2 separate regions of the Homo sapiens genome follow, and region 1 is linked to region 2. The links are chromatin loops, found by intact Hi-C in ENCODE. Cell type or tissue: dorsolateral prefrontal cortex. All regions are shown on one strand.

What was found. A loop is a pair of places that touch in the nucleus more often than their neighbours do. Peaks named below come from ENCODE experiments on the same cell type or tissue, not always from the same donor. Only the 100,000 strongest peaks of a DNase experiment are listed, where the experiment ranks them.
Region 1: a loop joins it to region 2, with 4 times the contacts of the local background. A loop is called at or near these places in 6 of 110 quality-filtered maps.

The regions. Positions count from the first base shown.
Region 1 is chrX:17,018,293-17,023,292 of GRCh38, forward strand. It overlaps REPS2 (RALBP1 associated Eps domain containing 2), which reads left to right. Exons shown (of 18, transcript NM_004726.3): 3 at 3,831-3,979. Among named protein-coding and RNA genes, the nearest start is that of REPS2, 74 kb to the left of the region's middle. RefSeq lists a silencer at 3,820-4,020. In dorsolateral prefrontal cortex, no CTCF peak of the experiment used is centred here; a DNase peak (open chromatin) is centred at 2,659; H3K27ac peaks cover 4,480 bases; H3K27me3 peaks cover 2,500 bases.
Region 2 is chrX:16,944,242-16,949,241 of GRCh38, forward strand. REPS2 (RALBP1 associated Eps domain containing 2) reads left to right here and starts at 2,417. Exons shown (of 18, transcript NM_004726.3): 1 at 2,417-2,893. The coding sequence starts at 2,621. In dorsolateral prefrontal cortex, no CTCF peak of the experiment used is centred here; a DNase peak (open chromatin) is centred at 2,380; H3K4me3 peaks cover 2,822 bases; H3K27ac peaks cover 2,535 bases; H3K27me3 peaks cover 2,328 bases.

The DNA.
Region 1 (5,000 bases), 74 kb after region 2:
TCTTGTGCCTCAGCCTCCCGAGTAGCTGGGATTACAGGCGCATGCACCACTACACCCAGCTAATTTTTGTATTTTTAGTAGAGATGGGGTTTTGTCATGTTGGCCAGGCTAGTCTTGAACTCCTGGCCTCAAGTGATCTGCCCACCTCAGCCTCCCAAAGTGCTGGGATTACAAGTGTGAGCCACTGCACCTGGCCTGCCCATCTACTTTCTGGTTCTATGAGTTTGGCTACTCTTGATGCCTCATATAAGTGAAACCACACAGTACCTGTCTTTTTGTGACCAGCTTGTTTCACTTCTTTCTTTCTTTCTTTTTTTTTTTTTTTAATGTGGCTCACATTCTTTTTTGGCAGATAACATTGAAAGACTGTGAACAGCTGCTGCCATTTTGATGGAACATGAGTTCTCTGCCCAGCACCCTCCACTCCATATTGTCTAGCTAATGAGGCTCAATGTCACTTGCCATTTATTATTGCATTTATGCTGTTTACATTTTTTCTAATGGATTGAGGAAATTGAGGTATTTTTTTTTCTTTTTTGAGTGACAGGGTTTCACTGTCACCCAGGCTGGAGTGCAGTGGCATGATGCAGCCTTGAACTCTCAGACTCAAGCGATCTTCCTGCCTCAGCCTCCTGAGTAGCTGGGACTACAGGCATATGCCACCATGCCCAGCTGATTTTTTATTTTTATTTTTTTAAGAGAAGGGGTCTTACTGTGTTGTCCAGGCTGGTCTCAAACTGCTGGGCTCAAGTGATCCTCCCACCTCGGCCTCCCAAAGTGCTGGGATTACAGGCATGAGCCACCACTCCCAGCCTAAAGTATTCCTAATATATCTGTATCTCTATCAAATATGGAAAAACAAAGGATTTTTCTCTCTTGTAGAGGGTCAAGTGTTTAAAAAGGAGCAGGCATAATTTTCTTTGTGGAAGGGAAAAATAGTCATTTATGTTTAATATACAAAGCATTTCTGTGTTCAAAGAATGTAACCTAAGATGAAACAACAATGAAGCAAATTGTCATCTTGGATGGCCACTCTCATTGTCTCCTCAGACCCTCTAAACATTTAGTGTGAACTCTTACTTTGTTTGCTGTGTGTAATTCAATTCAGTTTGGGAGACAAGATTCTAACCAATGACTACAAATAGACCTTCTTCTTGACAGACATCATTGTATAGCAGGTACTTTATTGATTAATTTTTTCAAAGTTTCACTATTAAATTTTGTGTATGTGTGACTAGGAAAAACATTCAGTTGAGTATGGTGACTCATGCCTGTAATCCCAGCACTTTAGGAGGCCAAGACGGGAGGATCGCTTGAGCTCAGGAATTTGAGACCTGTCTGGGCAATATAGCAAGACCCCATCTTTACGAAAAATAAAAAAAGAAATTAGCCAGCATGGTGGCAAGCACCTGGAGTCCCAGCTACTTGGGAGGCTGAGGCAGGAGGATCAGTTGAGTCTGGGAGTTCAAGGCTGCAATGAGCTATGTTAGTGCCACTGCACTTCAGTCTGAGAGACAGACCTTGTCTCAAAAAAACAAAAACCAAAAAAAACATTCAGACTGAAAATTTACAAACTACTTTTACCTTTCACTTTTTAAAAGCTTGCATCAGTTTAAGGGAAATGGCACCTTCATGAAAGTTTTCCATGATAAGAATATTATTATGTATGGTTATACTTCTGTTAAGTGAGAGTTGCTTGGAACCACCTGACCAAAGAAAGTATGAGAGAACTTCAGCTGTATTTTGTCTTTTGCTGTTTGGTGGCTGTCTGGGGGAGAGAGGTGGTTTTCTAGGCACATAGCTCTAAAGAAATGCCATAGACAGGGTGGAAGAATGTGTGAAGTGACAATGTCCTAGACAATATCTGGGAGCCCTACTTAAGTCCTAATATAATAATTGATATTCATAATTCAGTTAGTGTATTCCATTGTTCCTTGGAGGTATCTGTTGAATGCCAGTAAGGCACTGGTCAGGGAGCTTATAAATACTGAGCATTTATTTCTTTTCTCCCTCAAGAAGTACTTGGAAGTAGAGTCATCCTCTTATGGGTAGATCAGGGTGCAAATTATTTTATGTGATCTTGTTTCATCTTTTTAGATCCTTTTTCCTGACTGAGCTGGAGCACATACCTGAGACCAAAACCATAGAGTTAGCTTATATTTGATTTACTAAGAATCTAGAGTTTCTTTTCTCTTGCTTTTTTGCTTTTGAAGCCCATTCCTGCTTTGAGTGCTGGAGAGCTGCCCGAGATTGGGAAACATTAAGATTGGTTACTCTATTTATGTCTCTTGGGCCCTTGGCTGATTGATCACACAGGGATTTGTCATATTGCCTGCTTCTTTTTTTTTTTTCTGGTACAGAATTTTGCTCTTGTTGCCCAGGCTGGAGTGCAATGGCATGATCTTGGCTCACTGCAACCTCCGCCTCCTGGGTTTAAGCAATTCTCCTGCCTCAGCCTCCTGAGTAGCTGGGATTACAGGCGCCTGACGCCACGCCTGGCTAATTTTTGGTATTTTTGTGTAGAGACGGGGTTTTACCATGTTGGCCAGGTTAGTTTCGAACTCCTGACCTCAGGAGGTCCACCCGCCTCCGCCTCCCAAAGTGCTGGAATTATAGGCGTAAGTGAGCCACTGCGCCCGGCCGCCTGCTGCTTTGAATCAAATGTGAACATAGCAACTAAAAGTAAACATCATGTGGATGTTAGAGAACCAGGGGCCTTCTTTGCCTGGGGAACTCTAGGATACTTGCTTGCTGTTGCTAAGATGTTTTCTGGCCTTAGCACAGCATCAGTCATTGAAAGTGCAGCTGTGTTTTTGGAATAGAGAGCTGATGGAAGTGCAAAGGCACACTGATGAGTATTATCCTGAACAATGGATACAGATGCAAATCATTATGCATAATCCATAATGTCCCCATTTTTGTAGGGTTTTGTGCTACGTGATTGTGTGTGATTTGATGTGCTGAGAACTAGAAGTGTGCCAAAGTATCATTTCCGCTTTCAGAATAGTTTTGTTAGAATTTTGAAAGATGAGTAAATATACCAGACCGTTGCTTTTCAACTCTTTGTAGCATTTTGAGTGGCTAATGGTTTTGACAGAAGAATGTGGCTGAATGATAGATTGATTGCTCTGACTTGATATTGTTTTCCTTATTCCATTATGAAAAGACAACCAGAGATTGGATGTGAAAATTCCTTAAAGAATTACATAGGATGAGAAACTGTTCTACCCACTAAGTTTGCCATAGGAACAAGGGACCATTCTGTAGAGCACTGGTAAAGTACCAGCTTGCCTGCATTCAAACCGTGGCTCTGCCACAGATGAGTTGTGTGATCCTGGGGACATTACTTAGCTCCTTTATGACTGTTTCTACTTTTGCAATGAGGGGGTGGTAATGATAGTTTTATCATACAGAGTTGTTGTGAGGATTAAATGAGTTAATATTTGCAAATCTTTAATACTGTGCCTGGCATATTTAAGCATTATATGAATTTTACCTGCCACCATTTGTCACTTATTATTGTATTATACAGTGTCATATCCTTTTTCTTGGTTATTGAAGGATGAAATGGGAGATCAGTCCCAAATCTGAATTTATTCTGCGATTTGGCAACATTGAAAAATGTTAAGCCAGAATACTTTGGTTAAACCATAGCATTTTAAAAATCAGGACGTTATTATAGGAGTACTCATTGTATCTAAATCTAAATTTATATTTAGTGCTCTGGAATTTTTCCTCAAAAATGATTCATCGTTTGGCCATTGAGTTCCCCTTTTTTGCAGTTTTTAAATTAAGTCTGACTAGAGCTTCTCTGATTTCTGGTCCCAAAGAATTGCCTCTGCCTCGCTTTATGATGTCAAAGAATGATGGTGAGATACGATTTGGGAACCCAGCTGAGCTGCATGGAACTAAGGTTCAGATTCCATATTTAACTACAGAAAAAAATTCCTTCAAAAGAATGGACGATGAGGATAAACAGGTAAACAGTTTGTTCAGATGTGTTCATTTGATTCTGACCATGAAACCGCATGTAGCAGGGCCTCGTATCTACTGTTCAGCTTCCAGCAAATCTCACCATCTGGAACCCAATTACAGACTTGGAAGTGAGCCAGTAAAGTTTTCTCCTAGCAAGAAAGAGAGACCGACACATATGAATCACCACCACCCACTTAAGGGCCCTTTAGAGCCTACTTTAAAGTAGAATTGTGTCTAAAATAAGGCTACCGATTTAATACATTTATTGATTTCACTAGCTCAGTGGTTTTCTAAATGGATTCTTGGAAATGTAACTTCCAGGAGTTTTTAATAGGTTCTCTTCTCCAAAAAGAAGTCTGTAGAAAAGGTTTCTCCTATTATAATAAATGTGTTTGGAGAATGCTGCTTCATATTCCCTTGTTGAGGGAAGGACTAAATCCTCAGTCTTGGAAATTCGTAGTGCACATTAGCACGGTAAAAGCCCTGAGAAGTTCTGCAGTGAAGAGACCTGGAAATGTGTGTTTACTAAACTTCTTTCACCAGGAAATTCTTTCTTGGGGAACATATTTGGAATACTATCTTGGGAAATGCTGCCATTACCCATTTAGCAGGTTTGGAACCAGAACAGGGAGGATAGGCTTTTAAAATTAGACCACTAATTGCAATGGTCAGATGATGATTGGTGGAGACAACAGTATAAAATCTCAGAAGAGTGGGCAGATCCAGAAGAAGTAAATAGTCTACACATTGGTGTACCCTGCAGGCATCAAGGTATAGCTCATACTTCCAGCAAAGATACTGAATCATGCAGAGAAGTCAAATTATGTTCAACATAGTGTCTTCTATAAGGTAAAGAAATTTATTATAGGAACACTTGAGGCTGGGCACGGTGGCTCACGCCTGTAATCCCAGCACTTTGGGAGGCCAAGGCGGGTGGATCACAAGAGGTCAGGAGTTCAAGAGCAGCCTGGCCAACATGGCAAAACCCTGTCTCTACTAGAAATACAAAAATTAGCCGGGCGTGG
Region 2 (5,000 bases):
CAGTTTTAGGTCTTATGATTAAGTCTTTAATACATCTTCAGTTGATTTTTGTATAGGTGAGAGAGACATAAAGGTCTAGTTTTATTCTTCTGCATATGGATATCTGGTTTTCCCAGCACCATTTATTGGAAAGACTGTCCTTTCCCAATGTATTTCCTTGGTGGTTTGTTGGAAGTCAGTTGGCTGTAAATGTGTGGGTTTATTTCTGGGTTCTCCAGTCTGTTCTATTGGTTTATGTGTCTCTTTTCATGTCAGTACCATGCTGTTTTGGTTACTATAGCTTTGTAGTATATTTTGAAGTCAGGTAGTGTGATGCCTCCAGCTTTGTTCTTTTTGCTCAGGATTGCTTTGGCTATTCAGGGTCTTTTGTGGTTTTATACAATTTTTAGGATTGTTTTTTCTATTTTTGTGAACAATGTCATTGGTATTTTGATAGGGATCACAGTGAATCTGTAGATTTCTTTGGGTAGTATGGTCATTTTAATAATATTAATTCTTCCAATCCATGAGCATGGGATGCCTTTCCATGTTTTTGTGTCCTCTTCAATTTTTTAAATCAATGTTTTGTAGTTTTCTTTGTAGTAAAATATATTTTTTATTAGTGCTTAACCCTAGACTGATGTTTTCTTTTGGGTTATTGTTTCCCAGTGAGGCTTCATGCATATATTTCTGCAGGTCTTCCCAGGAAAAATGACATTTAAAAAGAGAATTTTTGGAAAAGAGATGCAGATATGTGGGCCTGATGCTGGAACTTCCAGTGCAATGGTGGGACAGACTTTTTTTCCAGTGGCTTCTTTTCTGGTCTCTCTTTCTCTCTCTCTCTTTGAGACAGAGTCTTGCTCTGTTGCCCAGGCTGGAGTGCAGTGGTGTGATCTTGGCTCACTGCAACCTCTGTCTCTTGGGTTCAAGTGATTCTCCTGCCTCAGCCTCCCAAGTAGCTGGGACTGCAGGCACTCACCACCATGGCCCAGCTAGTTTTTGTATTTTTAGTAGAGATGGGATTTCACCACGTTGGCCAGGCTGGTCTCGAACTCCAGGACTCAAGTGATCTGCCTGCCTTGGCCTCCCAAAGTGCTGGGATTACAGGCATGACCCACCGCGCCCGGCCTGGACTTTCTTTTAAAAGCGGCTAGAGGGCCAGGCGTGGTGGCTCAAGCCTGTAATCCCAGCACTTTGGGAGGCCGAGGTGGGGGGGTGGGGGTGGGGTGGATCACCTGAGGTCAGGAGTTCGAGACCAGCCTGACAAACATGGTGAAACCCCGTCTCTACTAAAAATACAAAAATTAGCCAGGAGTGGTGGCAGGCGCCTGTAATTCCAGCTACTCGGGAGGCTGAGGCAGGATAATCGCTCGAACCCGGGAGGTGGAGGTTGCAGTGAGCCAAGACTGTGCCATTGAACTACAGCCTGGGCAACAAGAGCGAAACTCCTTCTCAAAAAAAAAAAAAAAAAAAAAAAGTGGTTAGAGTACTAGCCAGGGGGAAGCAAGCACATTTGAAAAATATAGTGTGTATGCTTTAGGATAGGGAGGAATGGAGAGAGAGAGGAGGACATGGACCGGGGTGGAAAAATGTGGGGTTTCGCATTGATTTTTGGTGTGAGCTTGAACAAGTTTTGTACTAAAAAAAATGCCTGTTTTACTACTAAAATAAGTGCTTCCTTTGGAGAGTGAGGATCCTCTGTTACTGAGGTTTGTATTTTCAGGCCCTAGCATATAAATCTGCTACATACGAGATATTCAACTGGTTTTGGAGGAATGAAGGTGAACATGGCAGTTTCCTCATCTGTAAAAGCAGGGTTTGGACGAAATGATCTGCAAAATGGGTCTTTTTGTACTCTTACTACTCTAGTATTTACGAGTAACCGATGTTATTCCTTATAAAGTCTCAACTCCTGGTTTGAGCCATGTCTGACGAGGGGGCCTAACTCCAATACCACCCTGAACACTCTGGGGTCAGTGGGACCCTGTTTGTACAGACGTCTGCGTCTTCCGGCTCTTTAGGACATAAGCAGTACTGCTATGGAAGAAAGGAAACCTAATTTCCCATGCCTTGTCCCTTTCTGGAAAGGGCATGGCGTGGTGTGGGCACCACACCTGCCCCAGCCTTCTAGCAAGAAAACAACACAACCTTCCCCGCTCCCCGAAAAGAGCTTCTCTCCAGTTGGGTCTAGATGCCCCCTTCCCAACCAGGGCGGATGGCCAAAGGCTCCGCTCCCTTGCAGGGTAGGCTTGGAAAGGCACGGGGCCCGCCTTCCTGGGCACCGGAGCCTGTGACGGGCGGAGGGCGTGCGGCGCGCTGGGTTAGTTACCTGGCGCTGGGCGGGGCAAGCGGGAGGCGGGGGCGGGGCCGGGGTGACATCTCAGGCTGTGATTGGGCCGCGCCGCGCCTGTCTCCATGTGCCGCGCAGCTGAGGCACAACATTCAAGCCCGGGGGTGGGGCCGGCGCGCGCCGGGAGGAAGCGGCCGCGCGGCAGCTGCGGGGCGTGGGGGTGGTGGTGGCGGCGGCGGTGGTGGCGGCGGCGGCGGCGGCGGCAGCTGAGGCCGAGGAGGCGGTGGCTGTGGCGGACGCAGCAGCACCCCAGCTAGGGACAGGGCTCCGCCGCGCCCCCTTGCTGGCCCCATGGAGGCGGCAGCGGCGGCGGCGGCGGCGGCAGCGGCAGCGGCAGCGGCGGGCGGGGGCTGTGGCTCCGGGCCGCCGCCGCTGCTGCTGAGCGAGGGCGAGCAGCAGTGCTACTCCGAGCTCTTCGCGCGCTGTGCCGGCGCCGCGGGCGGGGGCCCCGGGTCTGGGCCCCCCGAGGCCGCCAGAGTCGCCCCCGGCACGGCCACTGCGGCCGCCGGCCCCGTGGCTGACCTGTTTCGGGCATCGCAGCTGCCCGCCGAGACGCTGCACCAGGTGGGTCCCTCCGCCTCCTGTCCCTGCGGGTCTGTGGGGCAGTGTGTGCGGGGGCGGAGGTTGCGAGTGGGGCGACAGGGCTGCCCCCAGGGACCCGGAGGCCTCGGCCAGTTCTGAGAGAGAGGACTCTGCAGCCGGGGATGGCGGCGACGCCCTTGTCCCCGGGGGACACCAGCCTCCTTCGCAGCTCAGCTCCTCGCCCAGTGCTGGGTGCGCTCTCCCCATCTTCCTTCCCTGAGACAGTCTGACACTCTCTCCCCTCCCCCGGCCATTTCTGGGGTTCTGCAGCCGCCCAGACCCAAAGTTTGTCCTGTTCTGGAAGTGGTGTTTGTTTTGGCTGCTGCCTGGTTTAACCTCTGCTCGCTGCTCCTGCCCCTCCCTCTCCTGAGTGGGTTCTCAGGGTGCCTTGCTGGGATTTCAACTTGAAGGGTGTGTGTGTCCGTAGGGTTCGAGGCCCAGGGCTGAATGTTGTCCTCTCTATGTAGTTGTAATATATAAGTATCTACTATATGTAATTGCCCATAACATATTTCTAAATATTAATATTAAATCGAAAACCTTAATGACAAGTTGCAGAACAGGGACACGGGACTGCAAGAGGACGTTTGTCAAGTCAAAACCAAATTTCCCATTTGAGATTAGAGGTGGACTTCAGAAGTCCACCATGGGAAACAGCTGTAGTTTCCCATCTATCATTACTTGGACTTGAAATAGAATTGAAAGGTAAGGGATGTCATAGCTACCACCTTTTGGCTGTTCTATACTTGGAAAAGTACTAGGGGATGATACATACCAGACGCTGTTTTTGTTTTGTGCTTTCCTTGGAGCTTGGAGAAAGACTACTTGATAAGCCTTTGTCTGTCATTTCATGTCACCAGCACTTCATGGTGATAAGACTGTTAATATCAGGTTCAAAACGTGAAATGAAGCTTTTCCTAAAAGCAATAGTATGAATGTTATTAACACCAATGGAATATTTAGAGTGGCGAGTGGTATTTTAAAATCTAGTTTCAAAGGAGAACTGAGGGTTTTATGGTTCACTTGCAATGTCATTGTGTTCATACGTATTTTTAAAAAAATTGCTTAAGACTGCGTTTTATACTGCTGGAGTGTTTTTACTGCTATATGTTTGTGAGCATAACTTTAGACACTTTGTAATCTTTCACCCTTTTGAATTTGGGATTTCTGAAACTGTAACTAGTATTCACAGAACTTAGCATGGCTGTTTATCCCTAAAGAAGTCCTTGATATGTAGACAGTTCTGCCATTGCTGATGAGTAGTTGAGCTGGATCAGGTAAAGAGAAAGTCAGTGTCTTAAAACACAAACCGTGGCTATTACATGAGGCCCTCAGAATAGTCCCGAGCATAATACATTTATTCAGTGCTGTAGCTGCTTCCCAGCTGAAAGAGGAATAATTGACTGAGGCTATGCAGCAAGTAAGTGACAGCTGGGTACCTATTAAGGCTTATTTTGTTGTCAGTAATGCATCGGATAAGAGGAGGTGGGCATAGTAAATCTGAATATGTTGGTTGATGCCTCTTTAGGAATTGGGAAGAAGGATTTCCTGATGTTAGAACCCATGCTTTCTTGAGGTACATATAGTTTTAAAAGGACCCAAGGCACAGTGGCTGTGCGTGAATGAGATTATATTTTTGATGTCCAGTTGAAATCTGCTTGCAAAAGACTGCTTCAGATACTGGCAAAAGGGGACATCCCTGCGAGATTGCTTGGAGTAAATCTCTCAGAGCTCGAAGCTCCCTTATTCAGCCTAGCAAAGCAAAACACATCATCCACCTTTAATCCAACAAAATTACCATAACTCAATATTCTTGGTACAGGTGAAAATGAACATTGAAGGCATCCTGGACATGTGATCCTAAGAGAGTCAAACAAAGTCAGCAACCAGCAGACACCTAATTTTCACCCATCACTTTGGTGGTGGTGGTGGTGGTGGTGGTGGTGGTGGTGTGTGTATGCTCCATCCACTTTAATTTGCATTACCCCATCAGTGTATTAGCCATTCTTTAAAACAAACGTAGATGTTTTTACCCTTTCTCTGTTAAACAGGAACCTGTAAGTTGAGATTTAAGTGCCCCAACAGGTAT